Linked DNA regions of Mus musculus: regions 1 and 2 are each linked to region 3. The links are chromatin loops, found by intact Hi-C in ENCODE. Cell type or tissue: heart. All regions are shown on one strand. Region 1 holds the start of Tcp11l2 (t-complex 11 (mouse) like 2). Region 2 holds the start of Polr3b (polymerase (RNA) III (DNA directed) polypeptide B). Region 3 holds the start of Gm34405 (a long non-coding RNA gene).

Region 1 (8,000 bases), 62 kb before region 3:
TAGAGGTCTGCTCTTCTGGAATGGGACAGTCTGGGTTCAAAGCTGCTTGCAGGTTGTGCAGCGTGCTCCAGCTTTGTGAGCTGTCACCCATGCCAGGGTGGGGTTTGGTGATGTAGCTGTCTTTGAGTCATCTCTGTTCCTGTATGTAACCCCTCACCCATATGCTTTTAAGTACCATCAAAACCATTCGAGGTTTACCAAGCTGGACTTTGATGGTGTCCACAGTTTGGTCTGTCAGGGGCTTCCTATTCTGGGGTGTTGTGTCTTCCCAGGAAGAGTCTTTTCAAACAACAAATACAAATTCTAAGTGTTGGTCATGTCCAGATGATGTTAATTCTGCAGAATCCCACAGAATGCAAGATCTGTGAGACCATGGTGACCTTTACCGTGACTTCAAAGGATGCACTGACTTGGCTTGGGACTTCAGACAGAAAATCGTAGAAGGCATACAGCCACTACGAAGAGCCAATGCCCAGTGGAACTATGGAGTCAGGGTTAGAGCTCACGGGATTAAATTTCTCCAGAAGAGAGCTGTCAGTCTAAGCATCCAGTCTGTGAAAGCATTACCTGGGCCACAGTGTGCAGTTTTATACCAAGACCTTGGAAGCTCAAATCCTATCTTAGATGTAATGTTGTAGGGCTAGAGAGATGGCTTATCAATTAGAAACACTTGCTGTTCTTCCAGAGGACCCAGAAACTTCACCTCCAGTTTGACAGGTTTGAGAGATGAGGCCCAGTGAAAGGTTTAGGTCATGAGACTCAAGAACCAATCAATGCCAGTTATGGAAGAGCATGGAGCCACAAGTTCGTCTTTTTCTCTTATCTTAACAAAAACCTTTCGGGCTCTGCACACAGCAGACTTTTGGGGGATTGTCAGCCACCTTGTCTTTTACATTTGGAATGTAATGTCACAATTTCAAGGTACTCTTGCCTGAAGCCCCCTCATTGCCCTCATGTAAATTAGCCACCCAGAGTTCAGTTCACTGCCCAGTACATACAGGAACCCAGTGAATATCCTTATGTGAACAAATTTGGCCCCACATCTACTCATAAAATAGAGTTTTTGGGCTGTTCTGCCTGTATCACACTGCTCATTAAGCAGGTACTTACTGTAGTAGTTTAACTGTCTGTATCTCTCTTTCTAGTAACGTTTAAAATGCATATAGGAAGAAAGCATTCCCTTCTCCAGTGTCCAGTGCCTATCTCAACACAATTCCAAGGCTAGCAAGGCCTCAAGCCCTAGTAGCTTAAAGAGCACTGTACCTTGTACCACTATATTCTTCTGATACTCAATGATACAAAAAAGTAGCAATTAGAACCAACAGCTTTGGAGATGGTCTCAGTAACACACTCTGTAAGTGCTTCAGATAATTTATTTCCTCAAATCTGCAATACAACTATGTCAGGTAGGTGCTATTCTTGTTTACAATAAGAAGCCAGGGATCAGAGAGATGGCCCCACAGGTTTACAGCAGTGCAGGGGCTCCCCTCAAAAGCCAGGCAGCAGGCTGGACCCCTGAAGCCCATGCATGTTACCGTCGGGACGGCTGGAGGAAACCAGTGTCCTGCTAATCATTCTTTCCATCCCTCTCTGCCAAATTGCTCTGTCTATCATCACACGGACACTTTCACGTGTGGAAGCAAGATGACCTTACCCTGGGACAGCTGTTCAAGCACTATACCGTGAAGGACATCGCTGAAAGAGATCATTCAACAAAACAGCATTCGATCACCCCACGGTAGTGACCAAAGTCCTCTATCAGAGGGCCATTCCCTATGTTTTTCGAAATCCCTCCTTAAAACTCAGGTATTACCCAAAGGACTAACTGCTTACAGCTAGCAAGTCAAAAACATTTGGCAGTAGATTGTTCAGGTTATCCAACAAGGGCCCTGGGGAATGAAATCCACCAAGTTAAGGCTAGGATTGGGGGGGGGGGGATTAAAGAGGTGGCAAGAAGCGTTTAGTGGGTACTCTCCTTCCAAGACTTTACCAAAGTCAGGCATAAGGCACTTATAGGATAGGGGGTTAAAGGCAAGACTGAGCTCTGACGGAAAAAATTTGCAGATGCCAGACAATTTCCATCCTCGATCAAACCGTGCTTTAGCACCAGGCTAGAGTAAGGCAAAAAACACAGCACGGAGAGAACAGTACTGGTCCTCATCGAGTCTTTGCCCGCCTCGGAGAGCTAGACAAAAGCCAACAAGCCAGCCACTGTCTAAAAGGCAGATGCCCGTGCTCCACGTGTCATTACAGCATTGGGAAGGATTTCTAAGCACTTTTTATCCTGGAAAGCGTTGCCCCCGCCCCCCCCCCATCCCTGATGCCTAGTTTAACACCTGTGCTGCACACCCGGGGGGTAAGGCGCCCTTCAGCCCTGGGTCACTTCAAGTGGAGCAATGTATGAAATCCATGGGGGTAGGAAAAAGGCAGAGTAGACGGGGCGGGGTGGAGGTGGAGGTGGGATGGGGACTCCTAGCCCAGGAACCAGTGTAAGAACTGGTTGAAATTATCAGTTGGGAGGTAGGTTAACTAAGAGCTGAGAGCTGAACACCACCTTGTGCTGAGCAGCCCACTAAGGACAAAGACAAGTTGCCTGGTTTCTTTACCGTTAAGGTACCAAGACAACGATGAAAGAGGGAGGTTCCATTCTCACTGGAACCACTCAAGTGTTTCTACTCTGCTTGTAACGGTAGTTTAACAAACCCTTCTTTGTTGACTGGATTCTTGTGTTTAAACACATGATTTGGGCTTCTTGTGGTTGGGGGAGGACAGAACCTACAGTCCTGTAAAGTGCTCTACCACAGAACTACAGTCCCAGTCTAATAAACGCATTTTAGAAGTAAACATTGCGAAATCGCTCATTTAATGGAAGTTTTTCCTCTTGTACTAACGTAAACACATAACTGTGTCATCCACGTGCCACCGAATCTCGTTGCTATGTTTTGTGGCGCCACCCAAAGCAAGGCAAAGCAAGGGTCTGAGAAGGCAAGGGTCTGACCCAGATGTGACCTGAGCTGGCCTCCTGGACAGTCAAGTCCAACGGAAGTCCCAGGAGTCCTGCCCGCTCGCCCACGTTCTCTGCTCGCCCCTCCCTCTAGCAGCACCACGTTTCCTGTCAAAACAAACGTTTGGGGGAGGGGACTGCCGGGACAGAACCCAGCTCTCGAGAAACCCAGCAACAAGACCCAAACATAGGGCCGAGGCCCAGCCGGGCCCCACCGCGGCTCAGTCCCACTCCTCCAGGGACGAGGGATTGGGGACCTGACCGCACGGGGAGCCCAGAGCGTCTCGCGCCGTTGAGCACAGTCGCTGGCACGCACCCAAAGGGATGTCATCACGACCAAGCGGCCCCGGCAGAGCCTGGGCCACCACTGCCACCGTGCCCCACTTCAAGCCTTGACTCCGAGGTCAAATGTCCCGAACTCGGAGGGCACAAGGAGCCCTCCCGCTGCCATAAGGAGACGCGGTCCCCTCAGATCCCACGGCCCCTCCCCTGGGATGGGTACGCACCCCCGGATCCCGCGTAGAGACTCGAGGAAAGCTAGGTGGCGGGGGTCGCGGGGCTCTGCGTATCCCCCCTCAACCAGCGTCGCAGACAAGGGGAGACTCAGCAGTCTGTCAACTCTGGAGCCCCCCCGCAGCCCCACGCGGTATTTAAAGGGCCCAGAGGTACTCCCTGGGCGCGACCATTCGGGAAGGAACTGGAGGGGGACTATAGCACCGCGGCGCCAGAATCCAGGGCAGGGTTCTGGCGAAGATCCCTAAATTCTTGAAGAGTCTGTCTACAAAAACCATAGCTTTCTCACGTTTCTATCGTGAAGGCTGAAGAAGGCTCAGACAGAAAGCCATTTGCACACGAGAAATGTGTGCTCCCTATATTCAGTGGTGGTACGGTCCGGACCGCCAGGGGCGGGGAGAGGAGTGAACACGGAATTGGGGCAGCCTACGGCCGGGAGCGCCTGGGCTGCTGTAGGGCCTAAAGCGTTCGGAGGCGGGGCCTGGCTGTGTAAGGGCGGGGCCTAAGTGCAGCGGGTGACGCCCCCAATCCTGTTTCTTTCAGTTTACCAGGTAGGATGAAATGGACTAACTCCAACCGAACGGACAGACTTCTGGTGTCCGCTCGCGGCAGTAATATAAAAACACTACATGCCCACCTTCACAATGGCCACACACACCGGGCCAAGCGAGTCAACAACATTCCAAACAGGCTGTCCCACGCACATCAGCGTCCAACCGCGTCATCCACACGTGTCAACATGTTCTTGTAAACACGGGTCCTGATTTGCCCCTTGAATTGGACGATTGGTTTCTGGGAGCCACACCTACCTAAGCTCTCCGAAGGCTTCGCCTGTGCACAAAGATAAAGTGTCTTACTTCTTCTAAGGGTTCTTTGGCGGCGCTTATCTTGGGGAGAGTTTTCAACCAGGCTTAATGTAAATAAGTGCTGGGAGGGGCTCTTGTGTGGTCAGGCTTACTAAGCATAACTTCTCGTGAGCTTGCTTCTGGGCATAAAGAAACAGAACCACTATTTTGCCAGGTACAAGTTGGTATTACTTGTGGGTAGCGTCATACAAAAAAAATAAATGAACTTTATATAAGCTGAAATATTCCTGTTTAGGACTAAAATCATATCGGATTGTGGAGGCAAATTGTCTACTATCATTCTAGAAAGAAGAAAACCAAAAGCAGACAATAGTTTAAAGCAAGATAGAAATACAATTGTACAGCATGGACTGGTCTGAGGTTATAACCAAGTCCCTAACATTTGCCTACCCAAGAGATCTTCTTGTTCAGTGGGATAAGAATGGAACTAAAGCACTCTTAGAAGCTCACTGTTAGCTACTGAACCTAGTTGGCAAGTTATTCTGAACAAGAAAACCTACCTAGAGATTTGTATCCATTTGTATCTGTCACTCTAGAAATTACACAACCTAAAGTGGAGCCACGGCTGCTAAGAATCCTTGCTGCTCTATCATGAGGACCACAGGCAATTTCAGATCTCATCATCCACACTGGACGGCTCTCAAACACTGTAGAACACTCTAGTTCTAAAGGATGCAGTGCTGTCTTCTGGACTCCTCCACACACAAGCACACACAGCCATAGCGCATGTACACTCTCCCACAAAGAGGGACATTCACCTCAATGGTAAAAGAAATCTTAAAAAGGCAGTAAAATATACAACCTGCTACAGATCAAGAGATTAAAGAGAAAGTGCTGCTGTCACCCAGGCTCTTTCCCATAAACCCACTGTTATTTATAATATCACTTGCTGGAATAAACAGATGTCAGAAGCCCCCAGTCTCAAGGCTTGCCAAACAACCGCCGCCACCCAACTGCTCTACAAACCTCCACAGCAAAAAGATTAACCAAAAATATTTCTAAATTCCTGGTGGCCATGTAACAATGACACATGAAAACAGTGTGTGCTTTGCAAAGCTTCCTACTAACCTGCTAAGTGTTGTGCTGTGTCATTAACTAGGAGCAGGTGAGCATAAATCAGCACAGTTGTCCAGTCACCCTGGGTGACTAACCCATTTTGACACTTCTTTTGAAAAGTTTAACTATGTAACTCTCGAAAACACAAAGGAGCCATTTCCCTCAGAGCAGATGAGTCCATTTGCAGCTTGTTGAGTGAGATTCTCCAAGTGGAATGGAATAGGGTAGAGAGCCAAGCTAGGAAGACAGAAGATACAGGAAACAAGTCTTCTTCTATTGCTTTCATTTAAATAACTTCTTATTCAAAAGCCCACTGTAGAATTTCTGCTCTCTGCCTGAGTTGTGCTGTTAAATAGAAGGCAGTTCTCTCACCCCCCTCTCAAAAAAAGCTTTGTATCACATCCTTGCCACACAGATCAAAACATAAAGTCCTCACCTCTTAGGTAGTGTTTATGACTTTCTTGGAGGCAAATATCTGAAAAGGAAACCACTTTAGTAAGTAAAATAATTAAAGTTTTATTTGAAGAAATCTTATTATTGCATCTAATCTTGGGCTTGTATTTGTTTATTTGAGACAGGGCCTCACCACGTATCCTGGGCTGGCCACAAACTTCTGATCTTTCTTCCTCAGGCCTCTGGAGTGCTGTGTTTACAAGCAGGTGGCATGGCATCCAGTTTTGTACTTAATATTTGTAAATTACCTGCTTTGAACCATTGGGAAGACTGGTGGTAATAGCTTTGTTTCCCCTCAAAGTACAACTTGTTTTAGAAATTACACATTTTATCTGATATTATTGGCAAAACAAACAAAAGGCCAGCAAAAAGACAAGGTCAAAATTTTTGCATGAATGCACATACTTCCCTTTTTATACCTCTGAAAAGTTGTAGTCCCCACACCCTTTTTGGTGGTGGTGGTGGCCACTTTGTGTGTTTGGGGTTTTTTTTTTTTTTGGTTTGGTTTGGTTTGGTTTTAATGCTGCTAGGAGCTGGAAGCCATAAACACACCCTAAGTCCAAACCTCTGAAATCTGAGTTCTAAATTAGAATGAATCCTCGGAGGAAAAAAAAAAATCAGAAAATCCCCAAACCAGCATTGTAATAGGTAGACCTACAACTCTCTCTCAACCAATTTGCTGATGGAGTTGCATCTTGGGTTTATTAAAGGGAACCCCAGTACAGCTGTGTCACACTCGCAGCTTGTGGGGGTGGGACTGGGGAGCGGTATAAGCCCCAAAGAATGAGGAAACATTGCCAGTGATTCAGCCCTCTGTCTTTCTCTGCTGGGGATAGGAAGCTCTTCTTCCTGGGTTGATCTGACTTCAAAGCTTCTCATTTTTCTCCATTCCTCGAGACTGCTACTATGAATTTTCAAAGGCTCAATTTTTGAAGACTAAATACCACGATTATCATCATTACCACCACCACAAACTGCTTGGTTTAATGTCCCATTGCTGCTGTTTTGACATTTCCTAATACTTTCTGAATGAGGGGTTCCTGCATTCTCATTTTGAGCTGAACCCCATGAATTATGTAGCTGGCCCTGGTCTCCCCACAAAGAATCTGAGTCTAGGTTTTGTTTTGCTTTCTAGTACCGTGGTTTGAGCTTAGGGTCTCACCCAAATGCTACGCATGCGCTCTGCCACTCATCTGTATTCCCAGACTCTTATTTACTTATTTATTTTATTTTGGTACAAGACCTTGCTAGGGTTTCCAGACTGATCTTGAACATGTTCTGTGGTTCAGGAAGACCTTGAACCTGCTCCCTTATGCAAGTCTTATTCTTTTACCCAGTGGTCGGTTGAAAAAAAAAATCTGTATCCATTTCAATATTGGAGGGAAAATAAAACCACAGCAACTATGTGCATCTCAGGTATTATAATAGCTCATTTAAGCAATTTCTAAGAAATTTTGGCTATACAAAAATATATTCTTGGCCTTATATACTCCCTTTTATAGACATATAAGATATGATTCCATTGAAAGATGAAGAAAAGAGAAATGGAATCAGATTTGTTTTTTTCTTATCCATCTTAAGGCACTAGAGAAGGGATTAGGAACAAATCAGTAACTGAGGGGACAAGCCATTGCAGGCAGGGGGAGGGGACAACCTGACTAATACAGACAATAGAGAATAAGGCACTGAGTGCTCAAACCACAACCACACGCCTTCTGTTCACATTTGTTATGAACCTAAAACTGCTCTTAAAAAGTATATTAAAAAATAATTACCCTCACCTTATTGGTATATTTCTCAAAATATTGGTATTTTCCTTTTGTCTTTGAAGATTAGCTATAACTATGTCGTAACTATGAACTGAGTAGCTCAATCAGCTTTCATCAAAGCCATTTTTCTCTGGATTCCGCTGAACCGAATGTGCATAAAGTCATTTTTCATATCAAATGTATCTCCCCTCACATTTAGACACAGCCCGACCCTAACCCAGACAAATACTAAAAACACCAACAGCCTTAGAGCTTTCTCCATCTCCTCTACCGTCTTTCTGCTTACCTGGACAATGCTGCTCTCCTATGGGATTCAAAAGAATGAGAAGCAAAGCCAAG
Region 2 (8,000 bases), 110 kb before region 3:
GCTCCCATATTTCAAAATTTCCCCTCCGTGCACAGTGAAATTCCTCTTATCTCACAGACAAGAGGGGTGAGTATACAGTCTTTGTGGAGAACTCACTGCCGGCCACAGACACAGACTTTTTATTCTCCTGTAGAAAGTCAGACCTTCCCTTGCTTAATCCCCCCAACTCTTGGCTGTGTACTCAGAAACCTTCTCTATTGGTTTGTTCTCACAACTGTTCAACGTTTTAGCCAGCTGTGGTGGCCCAGGCCTATAACCCTAGCAATTAAGAGGCAGAAGCACAATCACTTCAGAATCAGCCTCAGCTATAGCAATTCCAATCTAGCCTGGGCTACATAAAGCACTGTCTCCGTGAGGTGAGAAAATGCACAAATGACACAAGGTTGGTGAAGGACTGCAAGGATGGCAATAGAGAAAAAGCCTAAGAGTTGGTAGTGGAATTCTAAACATTATCACCATTCCAGGAAATAGCTTAAGTTTAGGAATATATTGCCCATTGCACTTAGGGTGTGCTGGTTTGAGTAAGAGTGGACCCAGAAGCTCATGAATTTGAATGCTTAGTTACCGGGGAGTAGAACTCTCTGAAAGGATTGGAAGGGTTTGGAAGTGTGGCCTTGTTGGAGGAAATGTGTCACTGTGGATGGGTTTTGACGTTGCAAAAGCCCATGCCAGGCCCAGTCTGTCTCTGTCTCTCCCTCCCTCTGCCTGCATACAGATCAGGATACAAAGCTTTCAACTACTTTTTCAGCCCCATGCATACCATTCCTGATACAAAGACAATGGACTAACCTCTGAAATTGTAAGCCAGCCCTAATTAAAAGCTTTCTATTTTAAGAGTTGCCTTGATCAGGGTGTCTCAGACAGAACACTGACTGAGACATAGGAGAAAATCTAAAGTCATCAACATGGTTTTTGTTGTTGTTGTTGTTGTTTTTACCAAGTCTGGCCAATGCTTACTTCCCACCTCTTTCCCACCATTGCTTAGTGTACTTGCTCTGTTGGGTTGGGTTTTTGTTTTGTTTTGTTTTTCCCCTTGTATACTTATTCTGTCTTTGATAGTTTTTTTTCTCATTAAACTTTCAACTTTAATTTGTAGATTACATTTTGTGTTTCAATCATGTCTTCCTTAGGAAGCTACCACAGTGTCTGCCATAGACCCTTGCGTGTTTCTAACACCGCTGGCCCCTTTCCCTGGTCTTATTCTCTGTAGCAGGGTGCTCAGGCTTTGGCATTTTCTTTTTTCTGAATGAATGAACATAATGAATCATGTTACTTACTGCCTTTGCCAAAGAAGGCAAAGAATGGCACGGGAGACTCAGAAATTGACATTGCACTTACTCATATTGATTATTCCCATCTATGTAAGTGGGATAATAAACAGTAATGAACAGTACTTACTAGAGCAATAGTTTCGCGTGCTGAGTTAAATGAACAAATGCTATTTCCTTTTAGCTCAGCCTATTTTCTATTCAGCTCCACAACTTGTATTTTCTCTACAACTTTCTAGACAGGAGCTCTGGTTTATTTGAACTAATCATTTCTATTATATTTTTCCTTCATATTATACTGTGGTAGGAAAAGTTACTCAGGCTTTGGGGCTGGTTATTATTCATCGATGAGGTGAGCAAATACTAATCGACTATACTGAGTACTTATGGGGTAGTGTTTCAGCAACTTAAACAAGTAAACAGACTTGCCTCCTGACTTCAGAAGTCGTTAGCTTAATAGGGGCGACATGTAAGCAAATGGAATGACACTTGGTAGGTGCTATAACAGTATGCAGTGAGGTGGATTATTATAGATGCTAGGTATACTGCCATGACTGAGCATGGTGGTTGTATGAGGGAGGCATTCCAAATAAAGGGAGCCACTGTGTGCAAGCGCACAGGGTTGAAGGAGCTGGCAGGGTGGAGAACACTGAGGATGTCTATGCCTGCTATGAGTTAGACATGGTGAGGAAAGAAAGGTAGGTACATTGAAGAGGCTTAAGGTAGTGAATGAGGTGACAGCAGGTTCCAGTGAGCCAGTGCACCGTGGCTCAAAAGCTGAGTTAGGGCTGGGAAACACAGACAGAAGGACCAGAAAGCAGTGTAGTGGCCCATTTGGAAGACACCGAGAGTTCCAGCTCATGCTGCAATTAAGGACGATTGTGAGGAAGGTTCCTTACAGCAACACTGTAACACGACGCTGTGATCTACAAAACTCTCCCTGGAGAGCCATACCAAAAATATTAAAAGTAAAATAAAATAACACTCATAAAGCTTGGAGTTAAGTCTGCAGTTTTGGACTGGGCTACATTCTTAACTATCCTTTGCTGCATGGGCTGCAGGTCCTGTTGATTAGGAGTAGGGGAACACTGAGAAATAAGCCAAACACAAAGACAAATACTGTGTATTTTCCCTAAGAGGATCTTGGAACTCATTCTTCAAAGTCCCTGAGACAGTGAGGTTGTGATCCTACCACCTCTACATACCAAATGCTGAGATTAAAGTCGTGGGCCCCTACACCCTGTCATAGCAGGAATCAACCACGGGTGCTCTGGAAGAGCAACCAGTAGTCCTCAATCCCTGAGCCGCCCCTGGGTCCTAAGTCACTGATCAGGTCGCTCCCAATTAAACCCTTCAATGGTGCTTTACTATTCCCAGGGAGAAAGTCTAACACCTTCTAAGAGTTAACACATTTCAGAATCAGGAAGGCATCTTTTACTGCCCTCTTCCCCTAGCTCCACTAGATTTATTTGTTCCCCTGAAACAACTGATGGTGTGTCTGGGGTCATGTACAACCTGTTCCTCTGCCTGAATTTCTTCCTCGACCATCTTCAGTCCTAGATGTCCCTATTCTGTGCCAAAGATGTCAAGGTTCAGTGAGAATTTATATACCTTCTCAGGAAACAAAATCATGTCAATAACTGCACTTCCTTAGGCAGTTCACCGTGAAGCAATTATCCTTTAACTTTTAAGAATCTGATGAAAGCTATAGGGGCCCCTAAGAAAATACAAGATCAAAAATGGGGGACGAAGGGATAGTCAAGGTACTTAAACTAAACCTGCAGTCCAAAGAAACTGTGGAGTAAAAGGAAAATGATGACAAGGGTGAGATTCCCATTTACTTTTAGCACCAAAGCCGGCTATGGGACCTCAAGAACATTGCCTACGTTCTCAGGATCTCTGTGTCCTTCCAGGTGAGATCGGCAAGAAGATATTGGTTCCTGAGAGAATACACAAGGACCAATTCTTGCCAGTGCACACTTAAATTAGAAAAGCTTTACCCGAGAGCCATTCGCTAAGCTTCTAAACGTAGGACGCTACTGAGAGATCTGTACTTGCTGCTACAAACGCTCAAGAACCACACCTGGTAAAAGCTCACACACCCGGAGCTCCGAGCATGTGCAGAAGTTCTGAGCATGCGTAGAAGCCCAGGGACCCGCCCTCGTCATCCTGAAAACTCTCCCGGCAACGCCTCCTTAGTCGTCTCCAACCTCTTCCGCTGCCTGCGCTCACGGCACTTACCTCCACAGTCGGGATCGGCGCAGTCAGCTGCTCCGGAGTCAGGCTCCCGAACTCCTCGGCTAGAACATCCATTCCATTCACGGTAGAGGAAGAAGTCGGCAGAATGTTCACATCCGCCCGTGCGGCTCCAAGCAAGTAGCACGCGGAGAGTGGTGTGCGTTCTCCTCCGGTGTCCCCGTGGCGCTTGTTTACGGGGAGGCGTTTCAAAAGGTTCCGCCTGGTCAGGGCCTAACCTGCGGAGGAACCCGGAAGTGACCGAGCCGGATGTGGAAAACTACACCCACTGGTGTACTTCCGAGGTCTCGCCGGGCTAATCCTAGCCTCTTGACAGGCTCATTTCCAGTATCCCCAGAATGATTGAATACGGCAAAGTATAGTAGTTCTAACTGTATAACTAATCTGAAAAATGACTCGATAATACACATTAGTCACAACATGAACTTCTAAAGCAGAGATTTCAATTAACTCAGTCTAAACTGCTTGTATGTTGTGTAGTACAGAAGAGCAAAAGTCCTTGCTTAAATAATTGGTGGTACCTGCGTGTAATGAACAGGCATCAGCCGGGCGTGGTGGCGCACGCCTTTAATCCCAGCACTCGGGAGGCAGAGGCAGGCGGATTTCTGAGTTCGAGGCCAGCCTGGCCTACAAAGTGAGTTCCAGGACAGCCAGGGGGCAGTAAAAGATGCCTTCCTGATTCTGAAATGTGTTAACTCTTAGAAGGTGTTAGACTTTCTCCCTGGGAATAGTAAAGCACCATTGAAGGGTTTAAACGGGAGCGACCTGATCAGTGACTTAGGACCCAGGGGCGGCTCAGGGATTGAGGACTACTGGTTGCTCTTCCAGAGCACCTGGGGTTGATTCCTGCTATGACAGGGTGTAGGGGCCCACGACTTTAATCCCAGCATTTGGTATGTAGAGGTGGTAGGATCACAACCTCACTGTCTCAGGGAGTTTGAAGAATGAGGTCCAAGATCCTCTTAGGGAAAACCCAATAAATTATATTAGAATAGTTAATTAACGGTTTGGGGGAAAATATGTTTAAATCCTATGTCGATGAAATATACCTTAACAAAACACTAGAAGGAAACGTCAGAGGGACGGAGTTTGTTACCACTACACCGAATAAACGAAGGATTGCACATAATCCTCCCACGGCAGCACAGACACCTATAATCCCAGCATTTAGAAGCTAGAGGTAGGAGGGCATCCAGAAATTCAAGGGCATCCTTGGCTACCTAACAAGGTCGAGGCCAGCCTGGGCTACATGAAACCCTGTCTCCAAAGAAAAGGTAATGTATTAATAACATTGATTGGTGAAAGATTTCAAGGATGGCAACGGAGAAAGCATAAGAATTGCTAAAAGTTGTATTCCATTAATTTTTAAAAAATTAGATACACCTATAAAAAATCTCTATGAATAGTAAACACACAGTTGGTAGAAGACAAAAGGATTTGTCACTGAAATTGGAAATGAGTTCATGCAAGTCCAATGGTAAGAAAAATCCCATGGGAAGAAGAGGTAAAAGATGCCAACAGTTTTTAAATGAGTTTCAGTTTGGGAACATACAAAAATTGTGGAGATGGATGGTGTCACATGAGTGTGTACAATGCTCCTGGCCATTTAATAGTTGAACTATTTAATAGTTCACCTGTATAATTAGCACCATCTAATAATATGTGTTCTTTTTTTTTTTTAAACCTGGTCCAAGGTAATCTGCGTACAGAGTTAGCTAGTTAAATTTCAGTGCTTGTATCTAAACGTTGTGCTGATAGACTTCTGAAACTAAGTGAAGAAAGAAAGAAAAAAATTACAGGCCACCAAGATGGCTCAGTATGTTAAGTCACCTGCCACAAAGCTTGAAAAGCCGCGTTCAGCCCCCAAGACCCACATTGTAGAAGGAGAGAAGCAACTCTAAAGAGCTGTCCTCTGATCCCCATACTCACATGTAAGACAAATCATTTAAAACTAAGAATGATCAGCCCCCCCCCCCCTTAAATCCTTAAGATTTACTCAGAGAAACTACATTTGAATGGTCCCTGTGAGTTATTATACCAGAGAGCACCCTACTTAGTGTAGTCTGGAAGGGGTTGGGAAAGGGAGCTGAAGACTTGAGGACATCAAGTTTGGCTCAGGTGTGTCAGCTGTCTTCTACAAAGTCATCTTGGATTCCCACTATGAAGATGGTTCTACTGTAAACCAGATCACAGACACCTGGAGAACTAAAAAATCTCAGCTTTCTGATTGGCAGGCTGGAGCTGGAAATCTGCATTTCTAGCAAGATCTCTGCTGCTGTGACCTAATACCATAACCTCTGTACTTGTCTAGTTCTTCAGTCTGTGAATGCTGGAATGAAAATGGCCTTGCATTCCAGGTTCTAGTGCATTGTTTGTTCCTTAATAAGTTTGTGTTGAATTCATAATTTGAAAATAGAATTGCAGTAGGTAATAATAAGTTTAACATTGTATTTCTGTTTTTCACCGAGTTTTTAAAGTTTCTTTTGAAATGAAGGACACTTTGGAGGATGCAGTCCCTAATCTTCATGGCTACACTTAGTTGACAGTGATGATGTTGGCTATTAGACCACAATTCCTTGTAAGATTTCTTGCATTACACCTGTATCCCAGATCAAACCCATGACTTCTTTTTTATCTCTAGGAGGCTAGACTTTGGAAGCAAGGTGGGGAAAAAGCCAGGGGTAGTTTTGTGCTTCCTCAGTATTATGCTACCATATCCTTTTACTGAGGTATTAATACAAAAGCCTAAAGCATAAGGTGTGGGAGCTCCCGGAGGACAAGTGCTGTGCATCCTGAGCCATCCTTTATACAAGGCGAATGGGTATGTGTTAGCCAAGTGAAAAGTTATCCAATGCCATGGGGGCAAGAATGGCTGACTGAGGGACACTGTAATCTGTAATGGGAGAGGTGTTTAGGACTCTGGGAAACTGGGAAAAGTGTACATTAATTTGAACATTACTCCTTAACAGGTATTTGATTGCTATCTTTAGGTGGATTCTCTAATTATCCACCCTTGGTGGTAAGTAGAGATCTTCATTTGACAAGCTAAGGCAGTGGTTAAGAAATTTGGCTCACACCTTTAATCTCAGCACTTAGGAGGCAGAAAGGCAGGTGAGTTTCTAAGTTCAAGGCTAGCCTGACCTACAGAGTAAGTTTGAAGACAGCCAGGGCTACACAAAAAAACCCTGTCTCAAAAAAAAAAAAAAAGAAAGTAGGAAGGGAGGAAGGAAGGAAGGAAAGAAGGGAGGGGGGGAGGGAGAGGGAGGAAGGAAGAGAAAAAGGAAAAGCAATTTTTCAAATGGAGTTGGGATTTAAATCCCTAATTATCTTAGCCCAGGACATGTTAGGTCTCAAACTCAGGTTCCTTTGAGACCTAATACTTTTAAACCACTGAATACTGACACCACACCAAAAGCATGGGGAGGCAAAGACATTTTAACACGCAGAGCTATGAGAGTTTATTTTTCTATGCTGGCAACTGTATGTGGTGCTCATGCAGGGCTTGCCAAGGACAAGTTTGTTTGGTGGCACTGGAGACCCAGCAGAGCTGTGCATTTTACAGCCTTTGTCTCATGTTAAAGAACTTAGATATGTTTCTGAGGCTTTATCAGAATATGATAGAATATATCCCATCACTACATTCCAGGTGTAAGAAAATATCTCCAGTGCTGTTTCTGTCCGTGGATATGAAAGATCCTGACAGAATGTAAAAGGTCACAGAAGCCCTGAAATTGGCAAGATAGATGTCACTGTTAGCAGAACTAGCTTCACTGATTTAGAAAAATAGAGGTGCACAATGCTCTGGCCACTCCTTGAACCTGTGTGTCTGCCAATGCTTTGACCATTCCTTGAACCCATGTGTGTGCCCACTGATGAAGCCCATTGCCGGGTGTTTGTAATATTGGTTGCTGAGAAAGAGTCAGAAAATCTCCCCAGCAACCACAGCCCGGCCAATCCAGAGTTGCTACACCTGCACCAGACTCTTTCCTTGTACCCATTTCTTGAGAATAGACATTGTTTAGATCTGGAAATCCCCTAATCTCCCCCTTTTCCTTTCCCCCCTGAGGGCCTATAAAAACTGGGACCTCTTTTCCCTCGAGGTCAACTCCTCTACCCCTGCGTGGGATATGAGTCGTCCCCAGAGCTCTGGCCTTCCCCGAATAAAGCCTCATGTGGTTTACATCAAGCTTGGTCTATCGTGAGTTCTTGGGTGTCTGCTATTGTCCTGAGGCCTGAATGAGGGGCTCCTCTCGGAGTCTTTCAGATACATTCACAAAGAACCAGGAGGTCAGAAGTCCTGCTGGGGAAAGGAGGGCCCTTCTGTCTGGAAAGGCAAAGGGAGTTCCTTAAAGTCCATCTTTCCACAAGTGAGTGGGGATGTGCATGGCCAGACATCTACTGAGAGGACTCTGGGTGTTGGGCAACATGAAGAATTGAAAGAATCTCGACTTAGCTCCACCCACAGTCCTTTCTCTG
Region 3 (8,000 bases):
ATCTCCAGCATCTTCCTCCTTTCCTAATCAGACTGCTCCATCTCTGAACCTGAACCCTAAGCCGACTTGAATGCTCCACCCAGGACCCCACCCTCCAGGCTGCTGGTCGGAAAGCCTCTTCCCTCTGTGCTACAATGGCTTGCATGACTGCTTTCTTGCTGGATGGCACCCTCCGTGTTTGGGTCTTTCATCTCTGTATCTGCAGAGAAGTTACCATGCTTGGTTCTAGGAGGCGTACCAAGTAACTAACACTTCCTGAGTACTGAGTATGCACAGTCATTCTTCTAAAGGCTTTATGACAGCCACACAGGGAGGCACTATGTTTAGCAACCCACCCTGCCCCACCCTGCCCCGTTTCTTGATAGGTGAAGGCTCCAAGGAGGCTAAGTACTTTGTTCAGAACATTTCCTGGTCATAGTAAGTGGTGAACCAAGTCCCCCCCTCCCAATGATGTGCTATAAAAATGGAAGACTGAAAGCAAAACTCTATTCACCTATGTATTTTTCAGTTAGTGAGTACATCAGTGTCTAACTGTGCTGTGCTAAGCAAAGAACACTTGTATTTACTTAGAGCTCTATAAGAAAGCAGGCTGAGCTTACTTGGAGCTCTACGTGTGTGTGTGTGTCTGTGTGCATCTGACACATGTCCAGGCCTTCAGAGGTCCGAATAAGGTGTCAGATTCCCTGGAATTGGAGCTGTGGATAGTTGTGACCTGTCCAACATAGGTGCTGGCAATGGAACCTGGGTCCTCTGCAAGAGCAGCAAGTGTTCCTAACAGCCGAGCAGCCGAGCCATCTCTCCAGCCCTTAATTAACTCCATGACCCTTTTTGTATGTGAGGGAAATTTCCCAGTTAAAGGGTGTGTGATTGTGTGTGTGTGTGATTGTGTGTGTGTGTGTGTGTGTGTGTGTGTGTGTGGTGTTGCAGGATCTTACTATGCAGCCTCAGGCTGGTCTTGAACTAACAGTATTCTCCTGCCTCAGACTGGTCCTGGGATCAAAGGAGCATATCAAGACAGTTGGCCCTATGGTCACTTTTTGTAAGGAGAAGAAACACAGGGAGAAAACTCACGCATCAGACATACGATAGTGTAAATCAGAAAGCCCATGATAACCGACTCACCACCAGTCCCTGTGGGCCTGTAATCACGATCAATCAACGTGAATAATTCTGATAGGGACAGACCATGCAACAAACAGGCCTTGCATAGTAAAGATTAAAGGGGCTCAAATTAAACCTTCGTCTTTTTTTTTTCCCCAGATGGGGAGACAGCCTCAGAGAGAGGAAGTTGTTCACCCAAACTGCTCAGACCAACTGGTTCAGGAGACAAGACAGGGCCTTGTTCCTCCTCCCTGGTTACTTGTCTTGGCCCCGTGCCAGCCTAAGTAACGATTGGAAGCGCCGGGCAGCAAGTGAAGGATCAGAGCTGCTGCAAAAGGTGTGGCACTTCCTCTAGGCTGTGCCAGGCGAGCGTGTTGGTTCCTGACACCCTGAGCAAGGCCGATTGGGCAATGGGCCTGTGGTGAGGGCAGAGCCACCTGTGCTGGGGTACTTGGTCATGTTCTGTGGAAAGTGATGGTTGCACACTGGGTGCAGCTTCCCCTGTCTTAGGCCATGTGCTCGCATGGAGTCAGTCTTAGAAACACCGATATTTAGAAAGTTCCAACCTCTCATTTTCTTAATTGGCTCTCATGGGGAGAGGAGTTCCGAGGTAGAATTATAAGGTCAGGATGGAGGACACTGGATGAGGGTGCTGGTCTGACAGGCTGTGCTGCTCTGGGTAACTTGCCCCTTTTCTGAGCTCCACAGTCTTTCTCACCTTCAACTCTCCTTGACTCTGTAGCCTGTCCTGATTCTTGGGGAACTTCCTGAGGGTAGGACTGGGGAGGAGGGCTGGAGGGCTGGGGAGAATGGAGGAGGGCTGGGGAGGATGGAGGAGGGCTGGAGGGCTGGGGAGAATGGAGGAGGGCTGGGGAGGATGGAGGAGGGCTGGAGGGCTGGGGAGAATGGAGGAGGGCTGGGGAGGATGGAGGAGGGCTGGGGAGGAGGGCTGGAGGGTTGGGGAGAATGGAGGAGGGCTGGGGAGGAGGGCTGGAGGGTTGGGGAGAATGGAGGAGGGCTGTATAGGTGAGGAGGAGGGGTAGAGATTGGCCGTATCCCTGGGGGTGGGGGGAGGTGAGTGGCTTTTGTCTGAACCAAGCCTCTGTTCCCACCAGAGACTGACACACAGCACCCCCTTACTTATTGATATGAAGTGGACGAAGTCTCTTCACCTTGAGATGGTACAGACCCATCAGGAAAAAAATCCAAGGCTGCTCAAGCTACTGAATTTTTTCTGTTAGGAGGTATGTGGTTCAGCATCAGGGGAGAATGTGGTGCCATCTAGTGTCTGATCCTGGGATCACAGGAATGGTATGATTTAAACTCTGGTGTGAGCTAGGGCATCATTACATACAGCCCCAAGGCTACTATTTGAAGAGACCTACACGTGCACTTTTCTGTGCTATAAACACCTTTACAGCACACACACACACACACACACACACACACACACACACACACACACACCCCTAATTAGTTCCCTTTGAGAACCTAATGATGAAGAGGTCTGTTCATATGAATCTTTGGAACATTGGCTCTAAGGAGCTTTCTTCTTCCCCAATCCATCTAGCCTGGAAGGTCAGGCAGAGAGACTTTTAGACCGGTAAGCCAAATTGGGATATTAGTATTCGGTGATAACCTCTCAAATTGTGCATGTGTTAAATGTCACACCCTGGGTGGGACACATGTTGTACAGCTCAGGGGATTGGCCAGGGGAATGGGTTGTCTCTGATAAAAAATTTGTTTCCTAAAATGCACCCGGGATCCGAGCCTTCAAGCTCATCCTGTGTACCCCATATTGGCAGTTAGGAAATTGGGTTCTGTGTTCAAACTCCAGCCACACCCCTACCAATCTGTCTGCCCGTGGAAACACTTCTTGTATTCTATGCCTGGGTCTCCCCACTTAACAAATGGATGTGAAGCCGGCGACACCTACTTACTTCATGGCGTTGGTGTAAGGTTTGAAGTACTTTCAAATCTTTCCACTTGGGACGTAACAATTGGCCACAGTGCTGGGAATGCTGGGAGCTGGGGAAACAAAGCTTGTAGCAAACTGTCGCCTCTAGAGTCCATGGCTCCCACCCACTCACTCTCACTGATCTCTTAACCCATTTAGGTCTCTGGCTCCTGAAGGCACTGGGAGGTTTTTTTGTTTTGTTTTGTTTTTTTTTGTTTTGTTTTGTTTTTTTTTTTGTTTTTTTTGTTTTTTGTTTTTGATCCTTGCAGTTTCTGAGATGAATACATGGAAATTGTTACCCTGAAGAATGGAAGCTTTGAGCTTTGCGGGACTCTTTTAAGGCCTGTGATGTCAGAGCTTCATACATCAAAGAGCTTTGGGTTTTCTTGTTGCACTGTTGTTGGTGGGGGGTGTGGAGGGGGCGTCTTCTAGCTAAGAGTTCAGGCACAGGCAGGTCCTCCCTCAGCCCAACCTGGCCTCTGTGTTCTTTCTTACCAGCTTCCGGCGTCGTTTATCTTCTTCTCATACTTCAGAGAGGGAAACTGGGGTTCCAGTAAGCAAGAAGGAGTACAGGAGGGAGGGAAGTCTGCAGAGAGACAGCTTGGAGACAACACTTATGACTAGTCCCCAAGGAAGCCTTCATTAGGCAAGACTCCCACAAATCAAATGCCTCCCAGTGGTTGTTTCCATATGTGTCCAGGAGAGGGCAGTGTGGTGCAGAGGACAGGTTGGGGCCAGGCAGCTGGCCTTGATGGTTCTCGATCATTTTGTTGGGAAATCTTTGTTTTTTGTTGGGAAATCTTTGTTACCTGTCAGATATGAAGCTTGGCCCCAATTTTCCTCATGATCTCTTCTAGTGGAGAATTCTGTAATCCCTACAGGAGAGAACAAAGCAGAGTCAGTCAAGGATTCCAAGGAAATAAGAAACAAGGCCAAGCAGTAGGTGTAGCTGGGAAATTTATTTGTGCGGGGCTCAACTTTCTTTAAGTGAGCCCAACAGGGGGGAAAACCCTTGAATGGCCTCCCCCAGAATCACATGTTTGAGTTAGGAGGGTTATCAAAGGCCCCCCCCCCAAGTTGTTGAGAGTTCGGAATGAGATTGTGACCTGGCCTTTCTTGGGGTGACCAATGCTTAATCCCAAAGACACCGTTAAAGATGCCAACACCACACGCTGGTGGTTCCCCATCTCTGCAGTTTGTAATAGTAGGGGTGGCTTTCTTTGGAGACGGGCATTCCTTCCAAAAGTGGATTGATGCTAAGCCTGTGGTGGCTTTGGGGTGTCCCTTGGCAGAGACGGAAAGTGAGGTCGGCAGTCTAGGCTTAGCCCCGACGGCCCCAGCATCTCTCATCTTTGCTTGGGAAACCCTCACTAAGCTTGTTCTTGAACAATTTCATACATGTATATAATCCGTTCTCGTTTCTGCTGCCCTTTCCTCTCTTCTCTTCCTAGTCTTTTTCCTCCCTTCTCATTCTTTTGCTTTATTTTGTGACTTTCTGAGCTTAACCAGGGTGATCCGTGGCTATATTGAACCCTACTGTGGGTATACAACTGAAGACAGTAACTACCTGTCTTAGGGTTTCTTTTGCTGTGCAGAGACACCATGTCAACCCTTATAAAGAAAAACATTTCACTTTGGGCTGGCTCACAGGTTCAGAGGTTTAGTCCATTATGGCCATGGCAGGAAGCAGGTGTGGGCAGATGTGCTGGAGAGGTAGCTGAGAGTTCTACATCTGGATTAGCAGGCAGCAGGGAGGGAAGGAGGGAGGGAGGGAGAGAAGAAGGGAGAAAGGGAGGGAGGGAAGAGAGAGAGTGAGACAGAGAAAGAGAGACAGAGAGAGGAGACTGGACTTGGCTTGAGCATTTGAAACCTCAAACCCTATCACCAGTGATAAACTCCCTCCACCAAGGCCACACCTACCCCACAAGGCATATTTACCCCAACAAAGCCACACCCACCTCAACAAAGTCACACCCACCCCACCAAGGTCACACCTACCCCACCAAAGTCACACCTACCCCAACAAGGTCACACCTACCCCCAAAAGGCCACACTTTCTAATAGTGCCATTCCCTGGTGACCAAGTCTTCCAATCTATGATCCTCTGAGGGCCATTATTATTCAAACCACCACACTACCCTTTCCCACAGAACCTTTCAGTAGTCAGTAGTCTACTAAGTAGAAAGGAGCAGAGGCCTAAGAGTCCCCCTCCTTACTCCATGACTGACTACGAGCAGGCTCAGTCTTCTGCAGACTATTGCCGGAAGCTAGCTGAAGCCAGGAAGAGATGATGATTGCTTGAATGGCGGAGTCATACCCAGAAGACAGCCACCACACAGCCCTACTGCCTACTTTCTGACCCTTATATTCTTCTCTCCCTCTCTTCCTTAGTGCTCCCTTAACCCCAGAGGGAATGATACAGATGCCCCACTCAAGGCTGAGCATTTAACTGTCACATCATCATCATCATCATCATCATCATCATCATTATTATTATTATTATTATTATTATTATCTCTCTATAGAGCCCTGACTGTCCTGGAACTCACTATGTAGACAGGGTGGCCTTGAACTCCCAGACATCCTCCTGCCTCTGCTTCCTGAGTGCTGGGATTAAAGGCGTGCACCACTATGCTCGCCTATCACATTATTCTTTGGATCTCCTAATTCATTGCCATTCATTATAAAGAAAAGCACTTGTCAATGAGTATAAAAAGAATATTTCGGTGGCAGCTTGGTGTTATTAATTTAGCTAAACAACAGCAGTAGAATTCTCTCCTAGAGCCTAAGACCCTTTTAACTGGGCTCATATTACATTACCATAAGTGAACTTTCTCCTACAGAGCAGGCCACCGAATCCAAACAGAGAACAGTTGGTTACCCTCACAACAGCCATGCCATTATTGTACTGTGGGCACATCTTGGGGGTTGCTATTGTAGTGTGTAGGGTTAATAGCTGAGTCAGACCCTGGGTTGCCTTGTTTCCCCCAGCAGCCTGTGTAGCACCCTTTAGCACTGGGAAAGCTAGCCAGCAAGGAAGAAACGTCCATTCAGTTCCAGCTTAAATTTTCTGTATATTGCAACTAAAATGTGTGGTGTCTTCAGCAACAGGGCTTGGGCAAACAAGAGGAATGGCAAAAATTTGTATTATTTTGTGAGTCTTTGGGTCTTCTCTGAACTAACAGCTCACAGGAGGTACATTTGACATTGGGAGTTTTTGTTCAATACCCATGAAATTTAAAGACAGTATTGTCCAACCCTACCTGTAGGATATCTCTCTCTTCTCCTTGACCTGTCCATTTCTTCTTCTCCTCCTCCTCCTCCTCCTCTTCCTCCTCCTTCTTCTTCCTCTTCTTCTTCTCCCCCCTCTGTCTCTCATGCACACAGATTTTAAAAAAGATTTGTTTATTTATTTTATGCATATGAGTACACCATAGTTGTCTTCAGACACATCAGAAGAGGGCATCAGAACCCTTTACAGATGGTTGTGAGCCACTATGTGTTTGTTGGAAATTGAACTCAGGACCTCTGGAAGAATAGTCAGTGCTCTTAACCTCTGAGCCATCTCTCCAGACCTCTCTCACACATTTTTAACCTATATCTTTCATTGCCTACAAAGTAGCACGTTACCACATTGTTTGTTTGTTTGTTTGTTTGTTTGTTTGTTTTACATACCCTTCACTTGGGTTAACCTTCTCTCTTCCTTGTCTCCCCTATGACCACACTATGCTCAAACTCCACCTCCCTGCCCCTGGATTCTTTCCCTGTTTTCTCAATGTGTGGGTGTTTTGCCTGCAAGCATGTCTATATACTACATGCATGGGCTCTCCTTGTTTTTATACCACCTGTGTTTTGTCCCCCTCCCCCAAGATAGCTCCCATTACAATGACCCTATTCTTCTCTCCTATCTTAGAGTCATTTAAGAGACAGGATCAAGGACAGTAAAGGTTTCACTTGTCATTGAGAGGCAGGCAGGCTTGGTGGGTAGCTCCAAACACATGCATCCTCATTGAGTTCAATGATTCAGAACACCACAAATCCAGGGCCAAATGTGTGAACTTGGGACAAGGAAGACTTGTTTAGGACTCTCCTGCCATGATTCTCATTTCCCCACTGCTGGACTTAGACCTGAAGCTATTGGAGACGAGACAACTGAGTGTTTAGGAACACAAGCTTTGGGGGCATGTGAGTGGGGTGTGTGATTTGAGACAAGTTATTGTCTTGGCTCCTCACTTGTAAAATGATGGCCATTCTAAGCAGAGCCTACCTTATTGCATATTGGGGAGATTAAGTCTGGGCAGAGCTTGAAAACATTACAATGGTGATGACTTATTGAATACAAACACTCTTGACTCTATTACAGAGACTCACGTGTACCAAGAAAACAATTCCGGGAGAAAGTACATTAGAGTTGTGTTGTCTCCTGTTCCTACCAAGGTAGGATAAAGACTGGAATTTATCACCTGTTTGAAACAGCTCAGTTGTAAGGATAGAATAAGAAAGTTTCAAAAGTAGGTTGTCACAGCTGTTTTAATCTCAACTCATTTATTCACTATAATAAGTGTAGGAGTGGGTTTAATTTTTTTATTTTTAAAATTTATTTATTTATTTACATTATATCCTGATTATAGTTTTCCCCCCCTCCTCTCCTCCTAGTCCTCCCCAACTCCTCCACTCCTCTTCCCCATCTCTTCAGAAAAGGGGAGGCCTCAGTCAAGTTGCAGCAAGACTAGGTACATCTACTGAGGCTAGAAGAGGCAGCCCAGTAGGAGGAAAGAGTTCCAAAGGCAGGGAAAAGAGTCAGAGACAGCCCCTGTTTCTTGTTAGGAGTCCCACATGAGGACCAAGCTACACAACTGTTACATATACAAACGTGCAGAGGGCCTAGATCAGTTCCCGGCATGCTCCGGTTGGTGGTTCAGTCTCTATGAGGCCCTATGGG

What was found. Peaks named below come from ENCODE experiments on the same cell type or tissue, not always from the same donor. Only the 100,000 strongest peaks of a DNase experiment are listed, where the experiment ranks them.
Region 1: a loop joins it to region 3, with 2.1 times the contacts of the local background. A loop is called at or near these places in 6 of 42 quality-filtered maps.
Region 2: a loop joins it to region 3, with 3 times the contacts of the local background. A loop is called at or near these places in 21 of 42 quality-filtered maps.

The regions. Positions count from the first base shown.
Region 1 is chr10:84,572,523-84,580,522 of GRCm38, reverse strand. It overlaps Tcp11l2 (t-complex 11 (mouse) like 2), which reads right to left and starts at 3,576. Exons shown (of 10, transcript NM_146008.2): 1 at 3,511-3,576. Gm34515 (a long non-coding RNA gene) reads right to left here. Exons shown (of 3, transcript XR_380644.2): 1 at 7,948-8,000; 2 at 5,876-5,914; 3 at 5,455-5,676. In heart, a CTCF peak has its summit at 3,907; DNase peaks (open chromatin) are centred at 1,552, 3,102, 3,622 and 3,992; H3K4me3 peaks cover 2,698 bases; H3K27ac peaks cover 1,513 bases.
Region 2 is chr10:84,618,048-84,626,047 of GRCm38, reverse strand. Polr3b (polymerase (RNA) III (DNA directed) polypeptide B) reads right to left here and starts at 3,750. Exons shown (of 28, transcript NM_027423.2): 1 at 3,510-3,750. The coding sequence starts at 3,581. It overlaps Gm17249 (a long non-coding RNA gene), which reads left to right and starts at 3,403. Exons shown (of 2, transcript XR_380645.4): 1 at 3,403-3,851; 2 at 4,590-5,525. In heart, a CTCF peak has its summit at 4,164; DNase peaks (open chromatin) are centred at 3,587 and 3,707; H3K4me3 peaks cover 1,984 bases; H3K27ac peaks cover 1,518 bases.
Region 3 is chr10:84,510,027-84,518,026 of GRCm38, reverse strand. It overlaps Gm34405 (a long non-coding RNA gene), which reads left to right and starts at 365. Exons shown (of 4, transcript XR_380642.4): 1 at 365-1,711; 2 at 2,217-2,345. E230014E18Rik (a long non-coding RNA gene) reads right to left here and starts at 324. Exons shown (of 2, transcript XR_003948929.1): 1 at 1-324. In heart, CTCF peaks have their summits at 2,380 (motif pointing left) and 3,757 (motif pointing right); DNase peaks (open chromatin) are centred at 1,436, 2,266 and 3,656.